Linked DNA regions of Homo sapiens: region 1 is linked to region 2. A link is a loop called in an ENCODE intact Hi-C map of the cell type or tissue named here. Cell type or tissue: heart right ventricle. All regions are shown on one strand. Each heading gives the region's core, and the rest is flanking DNA. Links, peaks and the distances in the headings are about the cores only.

Region 1 (9,204 bases), core at 842-8,841, 65 kb after region 2:
GTGATCTGCCTGCTATTCCTTCTACCATTGAAGGTTTATGCCTTTTAAATTAATTTAGTAGCATTTTATGAGTTTGAGATTGGGGAGAAGATAAATTTGTGGTGTTATTCCAACATTTTGATCCAGATGAGCACCAAAAATGTGTAGAAGGAGGCACTGAAGCAGCTAGAGTATGAGGTTAGAAAAGGAAAGGGCTTTCTAATAAGGGCTGCTCTGGAACATTTATTTGGCCCTACTTCATGGCTTCTGAGAAACACAAGGGAAGGATCTGAATTATTTTGAAGTTGCTTTTTCTTTTCTTTTCTTTTTTTCTGTTTTTTCTTTTCTTTTCCTTCCCTTGCTTTTCTTCTTCTTTTTGCCCAGGCTGGAGTGCAGTGGCACGATCTCGGCTCACTGCAACCTCTGCCTCTCAGGTTCAAGCGAATCTCCTGCCTCAGCCTCCCCAGTAGCTGGGACTTATAGGCGTGCGCCACCACTCCCAGCTAATTTTTGTATTTTTGGTAGAGCTGGGGTTTCCCTGTCTTGGCCAGGCTGGTCTCGAACTCTGGGCCTCCAGTGATCTGCCTGCCTTGGCCTCCCAAAGTGCTGATATTATAGGTGTGAGCCCCTGCGCCTGGCCTGAAGTTGCCTGTGACTAAAAGTCACAACTTTTAGTTGTGAGATGCATGTTTCTCTGACTGGACCACATGGCTTCTTGATACTTAAATGATCAACAAGTTAATTTGGAAAATAGAGCAGCTACTATGCTTAAAATATGGGACATGCTAAGATATTAGATTCAGCCACCCTACTTTCTGACATATATATGAGGCTTTAATCTTATTATCAAGCAAAAAATAAAAACAAAAAACACAACCCCAAACAACAATAACAAAGCAAGACATCTGCAGAATTGTGTTATGCTCAATTTGTGGGGGCCCTTGCATATGCCCTACATTTTCTCAGATGCCTTTTTCCTTGTAAGACTAAAATATAAAATGAGTATTTGTCCTTATAAATGGTACAAGTCTCACTTGCAAAATGATCTAACTTGTATATATCCAGGGTCATAATACCTTGTATCAGACAAGGGGTTAAGACGGGAACAAGTCAACCCTGTTGTCAGGGAATGCGCGGTTTAGTGGAGGAGGTAGAGGAGGTGGACCAGCTAAGAGACAGTTACAAAATGACGTGATGCTTGCTGTTATAGCGGAGTGTTCAGATGAGTCAAGGATTTAATTATCATAGCTGACAATGTACATTTTTATACATGCTCACTTTGACAGTGCATATATTAAAACTGAAGCATTACAGAGACAATTGGCTTGGTCCCTAAACCGAGATGACTTAGAGACTCATGAGACACTTACATTTTTGTGAGATAGCCTGTTGTCGTGGAAACATGCCTCAGCCTCCCCAGTAGTTGGGATTACTGGCACGTGCGTGCCACCACACTGGATCCCAAATGCCTAGGTTTGATTCCCATTCCTACTTTTTATTTCTATTCAGGAAGTTCCTTAACCCTCTCTACGACTCAGTTTCCTCATTTGTAAAAGCATGGGGTCCAGGAGCCATGGCTCATGCCTGTGATCTTTGGGAGGCTGAGGCAGGAGAATCGCTTGAACCCGTGGGGGCAGAGGTTGATATGAGCTGAGATCACACTACTACTGCATTCCAGTCTGGGAGACAGCGAGGCTCTGTCTCAAAAAATAATAATAATAATAATAATAATAATAATAATAATAAAAGAAGAGCACCAAAGAGCTAGCCCTTTTCTCTCCATGCGAAGGCACTAAGGCTTTGTAGGGACAGAGCAAGAGGCAGCCATTTGCGAGCCAGGAGGAGATACTGAATCAGCTGACCAGATACCGAATCAGCCAGAAACTTGATCTTGGACATCTAGCCTCCAGAACTGTGAGAAAATGTATTTGTGTTGTTTAAGCTACCCAGTCTGGAGGTTTTTGGTTTTTTCTTTTTTTTTTTTTGACAGGCTCTCGCTCAATTGTTCAGGCTGGAGTGCAGTGGTGCAATCTCAGTTCACTGCAACATTTACCTCCTGGACTCCACTATCCTTCCATTTCAGCCTCCTGAGTAGCTGGGACTATAGGCGCGCACCGCTATGCCCAGCTAATTTTTTGTATTTTTCATAGAGACAGGATTTTACTATGGTGCCCAGGCTGGTCTAGAACTCCTGGGCTCAAATAATCAGCCTGCCTTGGCCTCCCAAAGCTCTGAGATTACAGGCATGAGCCACCATGCCTGACCTGCAGTCTGGAGCTTTTTTTTTATTATGAAAGTCTGAGCAGCCTGATACAATAATGTTCCAATCTCTGTTATTTTCTGTTATTATTATTATTTTTTTTGAAAAGGAGTTTCATTCTTGTGGTCCAGGCTGGAGTGCCATGGCACAATCTTGGCTCTCTGCAACCTCCGCCTCCCAGGTTGAAACAATTCTCCTGCCTCAGCCCCCTGAGTAGCTGGAATTACAGGTGCCAGCCACCACTCCTGGCTAATTTTTGTATTTTTCGTAGATATGGGGGTCTTGCCATGTTGGCCAGGCTGGTCTCGAACTCCTGACCTCAGGTGATCCACCTGCCTTGGCCTTCCAAAGTACTGAGATTACAGGCATGAGCCACTGCACCTGGCCTTTTTTTTTGTTTTTTGGATAGGAGACATCCTAATGGGAGTGAGGTGTGGGCTTAAGAAATAGAAACCATGGTGGTTCCTAACCTTATCCAGAGCAGAGAATCTAAGAATCTGGTGAAAACTCTGCGCCTTCTCCCTAGAGAAACGCCCATAAATATATCATTTCGCATAAAATTTAAGTAAGTTTCTCTAAGGCACCATAAACCTCAAATTATAAATCCTCGACCTAGCGTAACGAAGTGTTCTTAGATCAGTAAAACATACTCAGCAGTTTTTAAGAATTGCATTGGTAGGCCCGGCATGGTGGCTCCCACCTGTAATCCCAGCACTTTGGGAGGTTGAGGTGGGTGGATCACTGGAGGTCAGGAGTTTGAAACCAGCCTGGCCAACATGGCAAAATCCCGTCTCTACTAAAAATACAAAAATTAGCCGGGCGTGATGGTGTGTGCCTGTCATCTCAGCTACTCGGGAGGCTGAGGCAGGAGAATCGCTTGAACCTGGGAGGTGGAGGTTGCAGTGAGCCGAGATCACGCCACTGCACTCTAGCCTGGGTGACAGAGCGAGACTCTGTCCCAAAAAAAAAAAAAAAAAAAGAATTGCACTGGTAGTTGTCTTCTCTATTTCTTCCATATACTTATTGGGCATTTATTATCTGGCTAGTGCTGTGCTAAATACTCAATTATATTATTATATATATAATATTATACATACTTATTTACATTGCATGTTGTATTTTTATACAATAAAAACTATATTATATATAATTATTATATATTGTATTTTTCTACCTTAAAACAACCGTGTGGAATAAAGCTATTTTACCACTTTGCAGATGAAGAAACAGGCTGATGGAGGTTGGTCATCTATTCAAGGTTCCCACTGCAGTCCCTGGAGGAGCTGGGATTCTTTGAGCTTAAAGATGTTAGTGTAACTGGGGACATGTACAGACACTGTGTGAGAAGGCAGCACCCATGGCAGATGCCTGGGGCTAGTGAGCACCCTCTAATATTTTCTGGGAGGGGGCAATTATTTGCAATAGTTGACTCCGCCCAAGTTTATCAACAGATGTCCAATCGCTGACCTTCAGATGCTTTCTAGAATTCCTGGGGTTCCTAAAGCTTCCTAATGCTTTGATGACAACCTCTCTTCTAGGAGTCCAAGGGGGTAGCACTGTGTTTCAATGATGAGGTCAACAGAGAAAGACTACCCAGAACAAAATCAGAATGTCCTGTTTTATGAAGATAAATCAGACATAGAAGTGGGAAATTAAAAAATATATATATCGTGGAACTTCCTATTTTCACTTCTGCTACCATGACTACCATTCAGGGATCCATAGCACTTGAAATCAAGCAGGCATAGTATCTGTTCAATCTACTAAAAAATACTGAAAAATAAAGGAAGTGCCATAGCCTTGCTGCCAGAGCTACTCATTTTCTTTTGCTTTTTTTTTTTTTTTTTTTTTTTTGGAGACAGAGTTTTGCTCTTTTTGCCCAGGCTGGAGTGCAATGGCGCGATCTTGGCTCACCACAACCCCTGCCTCCTGGGTTAAAGTGATTCTCCTGCCTCAGCCTCCTGAGCAGTTGGGATTACAGGCATGTGCCACCATGCCAGGCTAATTTTGTATTTTTAGTAGAGACGGGATTTCTCCATGTTGGTCAGGCTGATCTCAAACTCCCAACCTCAGGTGATCCACCTGCCCCGGCCTCCCAAAGCGCTGGGATTACAGGAGTGAGCCACCGCGCCAGGCCTCTTTTGCATTTTTGTAAATGGCAGCCATTACTGAGCCATGTTATCACCTACTGGAAAGGGATATTCCTTGGCCCTGGACAGTGATAGCAGTGGCAAATCATTATGGGTTTGCAACAAGCTCAATTCTTGCCTCCTCAGAAGAAAGAATTCAACCAAAGGGCATAAGGCAGAGTGACAGACAGAGGCAAGTTTTAGAGCAGGAGTGAAAGTTTATTAAAAAGCTTTACAGCAGGAACGAAATGAAGTAAAGTACACTTGGAAGAGGGCCAAGCGGGAGACTTGAGAGAGTCAAGTGCACTGCTTGACCTTTGACTTGGGGTTTTATACAATGGCATGCTTCCGGGCTCTGCATCTCTTCTTCTTGATTCTTCCTTGGGATGGGCTGTCTGGGTGCACAGTGGCCTGCCAGCACTTGGGAGGGGCCACATGTGCAGTGTATTTAACTGGAGTTGTGTGCATGCTCACTTGAGGCATTCTCCCCTTACCAGTGTTCCTGGAGGAAGGTCATATACTGGTTAAACTCCGTCATTTTGCCCCTTAGTGTACATACTTGAGCCCACTCACCCAACTCTAGAGATCTCACTGGGAAGCTGCTGATTGCTAGTTTCAGGTGTTTCTCTCTACTAGGAGACTGCCTTTCCCTGGCACCAGCTGTGACCAATTCCTAGGTTGGTGCAAAAGTAATTGCGGTCTTTGTCATTAAAACCAATAACAAAAACCACAATTACTTTTTACTGACCTAAAGATTAATTTAGGGAGACAGTGTAACAAATGCTTTACCATCACCTGATGGTTGCCTGACATTCCTGGTGGTTGGGAGGGTTCCTCTCCTGCCCTGCTCATGGCTGGCTAGCTACCTACTGTAACAAGAGCACAGGCTGTCAAGCAGGTTTTTGGCTTCCCAGACAGGGCCCATGGATTTTGTGAATGCAGCCACTATTTATTGATGTAATCGCTCCACCCTATAGGGCTGGAGTTGTGCTTGGCCACAGAGTGCCAGATGGCCATTAGGTACCAGCTGCTTCCACCCAAGAACACTGTCACTCACAGAATGCAGCTGCACAGATACCAAGATGGAAGCCCCAACAGTTATCATGGATGTTAAGAAATCCTACCGCCACTTCAAATCACAAGACTAGCTAACATATACTGAATGCTTATCACACATCGGGTGCTGTGCTAAGCACTTCATGTGGATTATTAGTTCCTTAAATCCTTCCGACAAGCTATCATTTGACTTTCTAGGGACTCTTCTAAGAATAAAACTATCCTTGAACTACAGCACTGTTTTAGGAATTGTGGGAGTCTTCCCTTCCAACCCAACTCCTGTGTTCTCTTGGGGAATCCTTGAAGAGCTCAATGACTACTGCCCACTAAGTGCCCTCACACTACATGCTCCTTGTCAGCTTTACAGGACATGCGGATCCTGGGAGCCTTACCTCATTCTCTGTTGAAGAGAAGATACAATATAGTTTTTTGTTTATTGCCTGTGTGATGCTAGATCAGCTTGTGCCTTAAACTTGGTATTGAAGGGGTGACCTAGACAGAAACTGCCCAAAGAGTGAAATTTATTTACTAATAAGTATGAATTGTCTGCATGCAAAGGATGCATTTTATTGGAAAAATTTATCATGTCAACATATTTTTACCATATTATCTTGGCTATATTATAACAGTATAATGGAAAGTTATTGACAGGAAGGAACCTATGTTTTCAGTAAACCATCATGGACCATAGAATAAGTCTGCCACTGAAAAGGCTGTATTTATGATTATTGTAGGCAACTTGAGAAAAACCCCTGAGGGAACTTATGGCCAGGTGCAGTGGCTCACACCTGTAATCCCAGCACTTTGGGAGGATGAGGTGGTTGATTCCTTGAGCTCAGGACAAGGCAAAACTCCATCTCTACAAAAAATAGAAAAATTAGCCGGGCGAGGTGGTGTGTACTTGTAGTCCCAGCTACTCAAGAGGCTGAAGTGGGGGGATCACCTGAGCCCAGGGAGGTCAAAGCTGCAGTGAGTCATGTTTGCGCTACTGCATTCCAGCCTGGATGACAGAGCAAGACCCTTTCTCAAAAAAAGAAGTGATCTAGATTTTTTTTTAAAACATGCTGATAGTACAGAAACGTTCCTGGGGAATAATTTGACTGCAAGAGACGTTTTCAAAAAGAACTAAGATAGTTTTGATCCTATCTCAAACCTCCCCTTTAATGATTGAGGCTTTACATCAGTTATTTACAAGAAACCTGGAATGTCAGACAATACAATTTGTAATAATGGTGCAATTACAAAATTTGTGTCTGAAGGTTTTATGAGTCGTTATCAGCACAGCCTATTACTCAGTGGTCTAAGAGAATGGCCACAAAGTTGCTGCAAGTATCTCATCCCTCAGCACACAAGAACTGCCTGTGTAGAAGTACTAATCTGTCGGCATCTCTGGACTTGCTTCAGTCATTTCTGATCAGATTTAGCTTACTGTCTCTAAGACAAACAAGAGTATATTTGGGTTATTTATTTGTATCTATTCAGCTCTTTATCAGAGTGTTTTTTTTTTTTTTTTTTTTTTTTGAGACAGAGTCTCATTTTGATACCCAGGCTGGAGTGCAGTGGTGCAATCTCGGCTCACTGCACCCTCTGCCTCCTGGGTTTGAGAGATTCTCCTGCCTCAGCCTCCCGAGTAGCTGGGATTACAGGCACCCACCACCATGCCCAGCTAATTTTTGTATTTTTAGTAGAGATGGGTTTTCACCATGTTGGCTAGGCTGGTCTAGAACTCCTGACCTCAAGTAATTTGCCCATCTCAGCCTCCCAAAGTGCTGGGATTACAGGCGTAAGCTGCCGCACCTGGCCCTATTTGGCTGCTCCTGTTAGCCCTTTTGCACGGGGCTGGATTCCCTCAATTCACTTTTCCACGCAGACAGCTGGAGTAGGGACAATCAAATTATTTACTTTATAAATTATGCCATTATTACTTCTAAGAGTACTGGTGTCCATTACATCCTTTTCAAAGACTTTCACTGATCAGCTGAGATATCTGGCTTTTTAAGATCCATATTTTTTCTTTATCTTTGCCTCACTGTTTATCGATAGATATACCTGAAAATATAAAAGATTAACATGGTCCAGGGAAGCCAGTGTTTATGGAGTAACTATTTAAAGATAACTGGAGCGGACACTTGTTACTCTAGAAATTTCCCTGTATCTTCTGTTCCCATCCATATGGCTACTTTAGGAGTTGCCATCTTGGTTCAATGCCAGTCTGCCACTGGGCACAGTTGATTGGACCAAATTTAGCTTGCAAGTCAAGCTAGGCCAATCAAAGTTATTTCATGGAGAACTGGATTTGGAAAACAGAGGGTACTGTTTTTCTTTCTGGAAGCTTGATTGACAGGTGTCAAATATGCAAGCTGTTGGCAGCTTTGTGGTTTAGGGAGTACAGGGGTTGGTCCATAGCCAGAAGAAAAAGAGAAGCCAACACAACAAAGAGGGTAGAGGCTGGAGACAGAGGGTATTTTTGTTTCCTGGGGCTGCTGTAACAAATTACCACAAACTGGGTGGCTTATAATGACAGAAAATTAGGCCGGGTGCAGTGGCTCATGCCTGTAATGCCAGCACTTTGGGAGGCCGAGGCGGGCGGATCACGAGGTCAGGAGTTCAAGACTAGCCTGATCGATATGGTGAAACCCCATCTCTACTAAAAATACAAAAATTAGGCGGGTGTGGTGATGGGCACCTGTAATCTCAGCTACTCGGGAGGCTGAGGCAGGAGAATTGCTTGAACCTGGGAGGCAGAGGTTGCAGTGAGCCAAGATTGTGCCACTGCACTCCAGCCTGGGCGACAGAGCAAGACTCCGTCTCAAAAAAAAAAAAAAAAAAAAAGAAAAAAGAAATCTATGTCACAATGTCACATACCCTTATCTAAACCAATTACCAACAAAGGGTTTGGGAACCCATGATTGGCTTGGACCTATGAGGATTCAGCCCTTGGGCTGGGGCTGTGATCAACCCCTTGTGAAACACAAAGCTGAGCACAGGAGGGCAGATGCTGTTCTGAATCGAAAGAGGAAAGGAGGGTGGGTGAGAAACGCATGTTAAGTAGGCAACCAGCAGTGTCAGTGACACATGGCCGACTTATGTTTTCAAAATCCCAAATGACTCCAGGCACTTTCCACCAGATTTTTTAGCTTACCTCTAAACAGCCATCCATGTGCTGTAGGCAAATTTTGGCAGGAAGTGCCAGAAGGTAGCATCTCGCCCCTGTTCTAATCTGCTTACTGTGCCTCTGACATCAGTAGCACAAAGGGTAAAAATCAGTGCAGTCAGCTCTCCTAATGGCTGTATGACTTTGGAAGTGGCTGTTTGGAAGGTGGTTTTAAGAGACCTGTAAAAGGACAGACATGCTTCATGGTTGTGGCTCCCAGGTAACAACTCTGAAGGACTCAACACCTGGATTCCTGGCCAGAGCCCCTCAGGTGGCCTCCATGTAGGTGCCATAGCAAAGAATCCCATTTTTTTTCATCTAGGAAAAGGGAACAAAGGTGTGGTTCCGATCAGGGTGGTTGGTTTAAGTCCACAAAAATCATCTGTTAAGCAACTACTAAAGGCAAAGATGGACCAAATTGACCTGTTCTTTGTGGGCAGTCTCCATCCAGCTGCTACAGGCTCTAAATGAGCCACCATATAGTATGGCGGCTCATACTATCGGCTCAAGATAGTTGACCTTACAGGTCACCTGTGGAAAGCCATGGAACCCTGGCAGCAGGAACTATTTCTCTTTGGGACCAGGTTCTTGGAGAGAGAGACTAGGCTCAGCTTTCCTGCAACTTG
Region 2 (9,204 bases), core at 845-8,844:
GACAGTCTTGGATGAAGCCCTAGTTAGGGTTGTACAGATGAGAGACACAGAGTACCTCAACGTTCACTCTGCAGAGTGGACAGAAGCGGGGCCAGCTTCGAAAGCGTTGAGGAAGCTCACAGGAGCCAATGTGAAGAAAGTGCGGCCATGGAGGAGTCATCCGTGGCACTCGCTCTCAGAGCCTGCATTTATCCTGCATGCACGTGTCAGGATGAGACTGTGCCATCCTGTTCCCTCTGCGGTCCCGACGCTGGTAGAGCCACCACAGGGTGGGCTTGGCAGGATGTGTCTCTTGCTCCCATCCTCCCTGGTTCCCCACCATCCCTGCAAGCTGAGTGGAGAAGCTGTGATGAGTCTACCTGGAAATGGCTTTGGAGCCCTGGGTCCTGGCATGGAGCTGGTGCCCATCAGTAGAATTACTTAATCTATCGTGCAACCCAGGAGTGTCTGGAAGCTTCTCTGCGTACCAGAGCAACGCTGCTCATCTCCTTTACCTGCAGAAAGGACAGGAAAGGAGTCCAGCCCTACTAAATTCAACTCAAAAAAGCCACTGCTCCCCTACTGCAAGCCCTCAGGGGCCCGAGCGCCAGGTGCCAAACCCAGGCCAACCCCAGGGCCAGAGCAAGGCCCCTCAGGTTCAGGGGGCCTGGGCAGCTGGGGCCAGACACACAGAAACTGCCAGAGCTTCTGCTGCCATGCTGAGCATGTTTCCTCAGCTTTAAAATGGTGACCTCAACAGTGACTGGGGCTAGGCAAGGTGGCTCTCACCTGTAATCCCAGCACTTTGGGAGGCCGAGGTGGGCGGATCACTTGATCACTAACCTCAGTCAGAGGTTAGTGAAAACAAAGGTGTCATTCTTCTCCCACCCAAGTGCATGGACCCCCTGAATTTGATCCCAAATCCCAAGTTAAGAAGCCTCCGGCCTATTCTAGGCTTTTCCTTGACCTTTAATGAGGCAGAGCCACATCCCAAAGCCCAACAAGGCAAGGGAAGATGCAGGACAATACTGTGCCCGTTCTGGGAAATTCACCCAAATCACCCTGGCTCCCTGGGCAGGGCCTGAACCTCTGCAGGTGCCATGGGCGGGCCAAGCTGCAGGTCAGGTAGGGTTGGGCCTGAGGGAAGAAGAGCAGCTGGGGGGCCGATCACCTTCATGGCCTCTTCAAGTTGGAAGAGACCATTCCCACCTCCTGAAGGAGAGAGGCCGGGCAGATCCATCGGGGCTGGGCCTGGGGCCGGGGCTGGGACATGATGGACGGGGCATGCAAGTTTCTTGCTCTGCGAAATATCCCCCCAGTGATGATCCAGAAGAACCAAGGCTCTTTCCAAGCTGTGCTCATTAGACAACTGCTTCTGAAGAAGTTGCTTCTTTCCCCACTATGATTCTACAGCCTTCGGTGTTGAGCAAGGGATGGTTGCCACACACCCTTGGGGTGGATGACTCTGGGCTCATTCTTGTCAATTCCTGACCAAAGAAATGTCCTTTGAAGGCAGGGAGACCTGGCTGAGCAGCCAGGTGGAGGAGGCAGTTGGCTACCCTCTCCTTGCCCTTGGCAACTTGACAGTCCCCCCAGGCAGGCTCTCAGGATGCCAAAGCCTCCAAGATGGCCCGTTTTCTTTCCTGCATCAGGCACAACCCAGGAAAGCTCCACTGGCCATCTTGGGACCGAGGTTTCCAGGGAGACCTTGCCCCATCACTGATGGGGAAGGCGCCTTCTCCCTTCCCCAAGCCCCATCCCAGACTCAGTCTGACCCCTGGGAGGCCAAGGAACATGGAGCTAGGCCTGCTGGGCAATGACTGGAAGCAACACTGCTCCCAGCCCCCAGCCCCCACAATGTAGCATATGGCTTGGTTTCAAATCCCAGTTCCACTGCTGTAATGTGGCGGCCATTCTCCCCCTGTAAAGGGCTATCTGGGCATTGGTCCTGGTGTTTAGTGCTTTATAGAATTTGACCTCAACTTTTAACCCTACTATCATTAAGTCTGTATCAGAGAATCAAGTGGTTTAACCAAGCTTGCACATACATGAGAGCCACACGTGAGAGCTTGAACCCAAACTCAGGTGGGCCTAGCTCCAAATCCACATTCTGTCAGTTGCAACCGTGTTTTTTCCTCCTCCTCCTCCTCCTCTTTCCAGCATGAGACATTGGGCAAGTTACTGTGACCTGTGGACCCATTTCTTCATCAGCAAGAAGAGGACAAGAATGTCTACCTCCGGGGGTCACTGTGAGGGTTAAAGGAGGTAGTTATGCAAAGCACTGGCCAGTGGGCTTGACAACTGCTTGACAAGAAGGGTTTGACAAGAGCCAGGATCTTGGCAGATGACGGCTCTGCATGCTCCCAGAGAAGCGGGAGGCAGGGCGGTGTGCCCAGGTTCCTTCCAACCCCTGACCCAGCATGTAGAGGAAGAGGCTGCTACCTGTCTAATATCTACGCTCCCTTTACTTGGCGTTGGAGTCCTGGAGTTTCCTCGGGGCACTTTCCAGTCCCGCTCGCAGTCAGGCGTGGATGTGACTGAGTTCTAGCTGTTGGGAAAATGGAGAAGTTATGGTGCAACTTCTGGGACATGCCCTTAAAACAGGCTTGCCCATCACTTTCTCTCCTCCCCTTTCCACTGGCTGGAATGCAGATGGGATGGCCGGGGCTGCGAAGGCCAGGGTGGACCAGGAAACCGCTGCCTTGCATGGAAGACGGCAGGGCAGGGAGAGAGGGGGTGGGAGTTGGAGAGAGAGGGAGAGAGGGGGAGAGAGTTGGAGCCCTGTGGGCCACAGCTGGCTCACACTCACCCTGTGACTGTGTGACAGGGAACTTCACCTCTGCTGCTGTCTGGACTCTAGCTGGAGCCAACTCCTGGCTTTGGATGCCCAGAGTGAAGCGCTCAGGCCTGTGTGGAAGTGGTAGCGTTCACCTGTGGTCCCCACCACTGCTACAGGAGCAGACAGTGCGAGGCAGAGTCCCAGGATGCCCCTCCCAGGGCTGCACCTCTGGGCAGGGGGAGGGACGAGGCCCTCTGTGCTCTTGGCTCTTCTACACGCACCATACTCACCTCTGAGACACACCCGCTCAAGATCATTCCATTTTCTAAGGAATCTGGCGTCATGCCCCTACGCCAGCATCAGAAGCACTTCTTACACTGTGAAGGCGCTATTTGGATTTTGTGGGCCAGCACACCACTGAGCACCACGGAAGCCACTGCTGAGAGCCACCGTGCTGGGGCACCTCCGGGTTCCTGTTCACAGCAGAGCCACCCTGCACGCAGGCTGCGCCACGGCATGACCTTCTCGGGCTGCCCGCTGTCTGAGGGGCGCCTGAAGGTGAGATCACAAAACACAGAACACGATGTTTACCCGTGAGCATACGCTTGAGCTCATGAGGTTCATGGTGACTATGAAAACGCACAAGGAGGGCAGGTAGCCCAGGGCCCACGGTGCAACCAGTGGGCGCAACGGTGCCGTGAGCTGGCGCTGCGGCCGTGAAGCTGCCTCCTGGAGCCATTTCGCCCCTCTGAATGGCGCTCGGGTTATTTTCAGACAAAGGAGCATCAACTGGAGGTTCTGCCTTTTCGAATGGATGGAATTACATTCCCAACTTCTATTTACCAGAGTTTCCAGGAGAGAATCACTCTCAGGAGGGGCAGACAGGATCAGGACTCTCCACGGAATCAACTTCATGGCTTCTAAAGCAACTTCAGGAGGCACAGGAATGGGGAGACCTCTCATCTGGGTGGGTTCCCCCTTCCCAGCTCATGAGAGGGGCAGATGCCAGCAGGCAGGCCTTGAGCCTTGGCTGGTGGGACAAGACCAAAGTCAGCCACCAGCAATGTCTCCAAGACTGATCCCAGCACACAAGGCAGGCAAAGAATTTTCTCAACTCTTTTTATTAAGTTAGAAAACTGATAAAAGCAACACAACTTTTGGGGAAAGCACCATGGCACGTCCTTTGTGCTATGTGATAAGTGTGCTTTATCTCAATGAAGCAACCCCACGGGTCCAGGCACCCTCCCTGCAGTCCCCGCGGCCAGGCTCCTGAGTGTGCCAGCAGAGCCGTCCCCTGGGACCACAGCCAAGTGCCTTCGGGCAGCTGGCCTGACACAGGCGGGGTCTGCTGGGTCTACAGGGTCCAAGGAGCCCCATGCAGCCAGTGCCCCATGGCGGGCGTGTCAGTGGGCAAACCCTGCCCAAAGGTCCCACCCCCAAGAGGCCTCCAGGACCCGCACCAAGGCATGGGGGACACTCGTGGCTGCTTAAGTAACTGGTATGTGCACAGCCCCCTCCGCGGCCCTAATCTTGAGCCAGCCAAGCAGTGTTCACACTGCAGGTGCCTGGGAAGCCCCAAGTTTGGACACCCTGCCCAGTCCCTGTCAGGGCACCAACACCCCTCCCTCTCAAATGGTGGCTTGGGAGTGAGCGAGAGGCATTAGGATGGTCACTGACAGGCGCCAACCTCTCCATAGCCCAGGTGTCAGGGAGGTGCTGGTGAGGGACCCCAGTGACTCAGGAGGTGACAGCAATGAACAAATGTTCAGCAGTTCTCTCGGGGCCATTCTTATCTTGGAGCTCAGGGAGCAAATGGGGGCCAAAACGCAAGAGGATGGTGAGGGTCCCGTCACTGTCCTCCACACTGAGATGGATGCGGCCCTGGTGGGATCTGCAGGGGACACCCTGGGGTCCCTCTGCTGTCTCCAGCTCACAGCTGCTCCTGGTCTTGGAGGGCAGCGTGGTCTCCTGGGGAGAAGCCCCCAGTGCTGTTGGCAGGTGTGTGCCATGGGGGTCACTGCTGCCTCTCAGGGTGGGCTCTGAGGAGGGGAGGGGAGGGGTGACCCCCAGGGCACTCGGAGCCTTGAGTCTGCTGCAGGCCCAGCTCCACTGAGTGGCCACGAGCAACTGTGTCCCCACCGGGCCACAGCACTGAGCAAGGCCCTGAGTAGGTGGGCTGGGACTTACAGCTTTGTGGAAGGGGCCCACAAACCTTGGAGGTCTGGGTGTCCTTTGCTAATAAGGCCTCATGGATGTCACTGAGGCCCCCCTGCAGTTTCTGCACCTTAAAAAATCTGTCTTGGTCACCTTTCTGGTCTCAACCCCTGGGAACCTAGTTTCCCAGGCCCAGGACACCATCTATAGATGGCAGTAGAGCCCCAGCAGGGCAGGCCAGGAGGGAAAGGATGTGTGGCAGTGCCGCAGCCCCAAAGCCCACCCGGGGCGCCTCCCTGCCCCTGCCTGCCCGGCCCCAGTCCAGGACCTGCCAAACAGGTGATCTCAAGGCTCTGCAAGTGTCCTTCTCCCCGACGCCAGGGTCAGTCCTGGTGGCAGTCCATGCCCCTCTGGGAGGTATGTCTTCCCACAAACCACTGCAAAGCTGAAGAGGCCCCCAGGGGCACGGATGCAAGAGATGCTTCTCTTCTCTTGCCTAAAGCTCAGAACAGCCCAAGGCTGCTGCTCCCCAGAGCTGGCAGGGCCCCTTCCACCTCTCGGAGTGCTGGCCCAGGGCCGGCTTAGCTCCCGCTGTGGCAGACAAGCAAGGCCACGCTGTGACACTGAAGGCCGCGGTCTGTGGAGGGAGGAGAGGAAGAGAAAATCAATCAGTGGCCACATTGTTCTGTTCTGACCTGATCTGGAACAAAATGACAATGACACAGCTGCCCATGAGGCTCGGGCGTGAGAACGCCAGATCCACCATTCACCGGCAGCGCAGTCTGGTGATTCAGGCACCCCAGGCCTGCTTTCCCCACTGAGTGGCAGGTGACTCAGGTGTCAACTTGATTGGATTCGGGGATACCCAGACGCCCGGGGACACATTACGTATTCTCAGTGCTGGAAGGGAAACCCAGGCGGCTTGGTACTTGATTCGAATGGCCAGGCCGCCCCAGTGAGTCTGTGCTTCCAGAGGTGACCGGCGTGAGAGCCGTGGTTGCAGGTGAGCACCATCAGATGGGCAGGGGCCCTGGTGGAATAAAAAGCTAAGGAAATGGGGACTCAGGTTTCTTTCTTCTGGAGCTAGGTTGCTCTTTTCCTGCCATCGGGCATCAGAGCTCCAGGTTCTCTGGCCTCTGGGACTTGCTGCCCACCACCCCACCCCCACCCCAGGCTCTTGGCTCTTTGTCCTTGGGCTGAGGTCTGTCCCCAGCTCTCCTGGTTCTGCAGCTTGCAGCCTATCATGGGACTTCTCAGCCTCTATCACCAAGTGAGCCAATTCCCCTAATAGAGTAAGTTCCCTCTCACATACCACTCCGAGGCCCTGAAAGGAAAAGGTGAGCCCTCTCGCACAGGCGGGCACAGGCAGGCGGAGCACTCTAGCAACCCTGAGTGTTCATGCACTCCATAAGGCAAGGAGCCTCAGCAAAGCAGTGATTAATGGTGACGCTGTCCGCGGTTTTTGGCTTTGGTTGTATTTAAGCTGTACGTGTTAGTTTTAGTTGTGTAAGAACAAGAACATAAGGGGCTTTCTAGTTGTATGCTTGTGTGTATTAAGTAACCTTAGTTACATTTCAATTAAACACTGAAGCCAGCACTGAGGCTCCACGGCTGTCCCCTTTAAGTGGGGTACACCTCTCCATCCCACACAGTGCTGGGCCGTCTGTTCTCTGAAGGCTGCTTTGCAGGAATTCTGCCCTCCCCACGTGCTCAAGTTGTTTCCAGATACAGAGGCTGGGTTCGGCGACTGAGAAGGCCCCCAAATCCCTTCAAGCTCCTCACAAGTGAGAAGCTGGGGTCACAGGGGCCCTAACCATCCTGAGATGCTCTAAGACTGCAAACCCGAACCTCTGGGGCCTGGCTGCCCGGTCTTGGCCCCATCCCAGCACGCCACATGCTGACATGTGGTCCCTTCAGGGCAAGGCCTCACTGCTACCTGGAACTAAACAGCCACGCTACCTACCTGGGGGTGTCCCCCAAGGCACCCTGAGTTGCTGAAAGGAATACAGATGACAGCTAGAGGCACAGGGGTTGGGGAGCCTCGGGGCCAGGCTCCTGTGTTCCCTCTCAGGCTGGGTCCCTTTGTTCCCTCTCAGGCTGGGTCCCTTTAATTTTTGGCAGGTGCTCCCTGGGGCCTGGCCTCAACTGTGAAATGGGCTAATCCTCCAGCTTGCAGAGTGGACAAGGGTCAGCGGCCGCCCTGCACTTCCTGTGTGCAGCAGGTCTTGGCCAACGTGCATCCTGTGGGTTGTTGGTGTAGGGCCTGCCCCACTAGGCTCAGCCTGCCCCATCAAGGGTGGGATGCTGCTCTATCCCCCAGCCTGGCACAGGAACGAATGACTGCTGATGCCTGGACGGACGGACTCCGTCCTGGGCACTTGCTTAGCCAGGCCCAACCCTCAAGGCTGGCAGAAATCCTCAGGCCTGTGCTCTGGGATTTCCCATCTGTAGCAACTTCTTTAAGACAGGAGAGAATGTACTGTACTGTCCCTCCTGCAGCAGTGACGGAGCCCACAGTGGATTAATGAGCTCGGCCTTTCCCAGAGCCAGGACTGGAACCCTGCCCTGCACCCCAGTGGCTAGGCCCCAGCAACACCCTGAAGAGAAGACAAGCTGTCGGCAGCCGGATGCCTGCCTTGCATTCGGCAGCCCCCCCATGCTGGAGGCGGGTGGGAAAGAAGGGTTGGGAGTCTGCGCCTTAAAGGGCCTGGAGTACGGGGTGCCCAGTGGGAGAGAAAGAGAGAGAAGGAGAGAATGTTCACAGCAAGATCACCCTTAGTGGGTAAGCGGGGGCCTCCTGCAGCCGCTGGCTGCTATCCCCTAGGCTGTGGATCCAACCGCAACACTGGAGCAAGGGGCTGCCCTGGAGGTCGCTCAGGTTCCAGCTCAGCAATTCCCCGCCGCTTCTGGACGGCTGCTGGCCAAGCCTGTGCTCTGTGCCAGGGGCGCAGACGTGAGGATGCCCGTGGCCAGCTCCCCAGAGGCGCCTGCAGGCAGGCGGCACACTCAGGGCTCAAGTCCTGCTCCAGCCCTGACTCACCATTCATGTGATGCCAACTGTCTCACCTCTCAGAGTCCTAGTGGGCGCCCTCCAACAGCAGGACCTACGACAAACAGCTCTGGAGAATGACAGGGAACTCGATGCAGACGCTCACACCTATGAAGAGCTCCAACAGGTGGCCAGAACAGGGGAAAAAAAATGCTTGTGGACAAACAGGGGCCATGATCTGGGGTGCAGAGGCCACAGTGTGCAGGGGACCTCCTGGTGGCTTCTGAAGCTAACGTCAGAGTCTTACAGGATGGATGGAAAGGGGCCTCCAGGGACAGGGGCAGTTGGGCCCAGCTGGAGGCAGGAGACTCAGCCATGCTCGTGGGGACTAGCGAGAGCTGGACTTCTCACCAGCATCCTTGGCCTGATCCCCACTGCTGCCTGGGAGAGTAGCGTCAGGGAGGGAAACGTAGGGAGCGGGGTGGTCACAGAAGCCATCTCGGGCCCAGGCACTGCCAGACGACATTCTAGGTGGCAGACGACGATGCGCTGGTTGGGGCTGCAGGCAGCCAAGCTCAGTGGGAAGTGCCATGGTCACCAGGGGCACCCACCGCGGGGGAGGTGGCAGGAGTGCTTTGTTTCCACCCTTCCTGGCCCCGGTCTGCGGCTGCCTGAGTTGGGGGCTCTCCTCTGGCTCAGCCCTGACAGCTCCGCAGTGGCCGCCTGAGCAGCGAGAGCTCTGCTTGCAGCCACTGTGGCTCCATTTCCTGGTGACCCAGGGAAGGCCAGGCATGCCCGGGCAGCGGCTTCTGGGCTGCAGGCCCTTCTATGGAGAGCCCAGCTCACTCCCTGCCTTTGAAGAGAACTCGGACACTGAGCTGTCCAGGCAGAAGCTGGACAGGAGGAGCTTTGCAGAGCATGGGAACAACCCAGGGTCATAGTGAGGGGACAGAAGCCACGGGATTGGGGTGGCCTCAGGCTGAGGAGGGGCTGCGCGGAGGGTCTCTGGATGGCCACCAGGCCCATGAGAAGGAAGCAGCTGGAACGCAAGGCAGTGGCAGAAGCTTAAGAGCAACCCGGACTCAGCGCAGCAGCCAAGGAAGCACACAGCCCAGAACGCCTTGGGGACATGGCTCTGGGATGACAGGGTCTGGAAGTAGCTTCCCCATCAGATCTGGGACTGGCTCAGTCTTGTGTGTCCGCTTCCTCATCCCTAAATGGAGCTGATGACAGCAATCCCATTACAGACTGAGGAGGACTCCAGTGGGCACAGGGCAAGTGCCTGCTGAGGAACAGCAGTCAT

Evidence for each region. A loop is a pair of places that touch in the nucleus more often than their neighbours do. Peaks named below come from ENCODE experiments on the same cell type or tissue, not always from the same donor. Only the 100,000 strongest peaks of a DNase experiment are listed, where the experiment ranks them.
Region 1: it touches region 2 in a loop (2.7-fold over the local background); 16 of 110 quality-filtered maps call a loop at or near these places.

The regions. Positions count from the first base shown.
Region 1 is chr15:85,820,602-85,829,805 of GRCh38, forward strand. It overlaps MIR548AP (microRNA 548ap), which reads left to right and starts at 5,034; the gene lies at 5,034-5,129. It also overlaps the pseudogene RNU6-231P. In heart right ventricle, for the core only: no CTCF peak of the experiment used is centred there; no DNase peak of the experiment used is centred there; H3K27me3 peaks cover 276 bases.
Region 2 is chr15:85,755,463-85,764,666 of GRCh38, forward strand. It overlaps KLHL25 (kelch like family member 25), which reads right to left. Exons shown (of 3, transcript NM_022480.4): 3 at 3,864-5,549. LINC02883 (long intergenic non-protein coding RNA 2883) reads right to left here and starts at 3,263. Exons shown (of 6, transcript NR_120366.1): 1 at 3,049-3,263; 2 at 2,789-2,886; 3 at 2,422-2,527; 4 at 360-494; 5 at 56-193. RefSeq lists enhancers at 5,140-5,641, 6,458-7,191, 7,926-8,659, 8,660-9,204. In heart right ventricle, for the core only: a CTCF peak has its summit at 5,111; DNase peaks (open chromatin) are centred at 4,067 and 7,479; H3K27ac peaks cover 1,820 bases.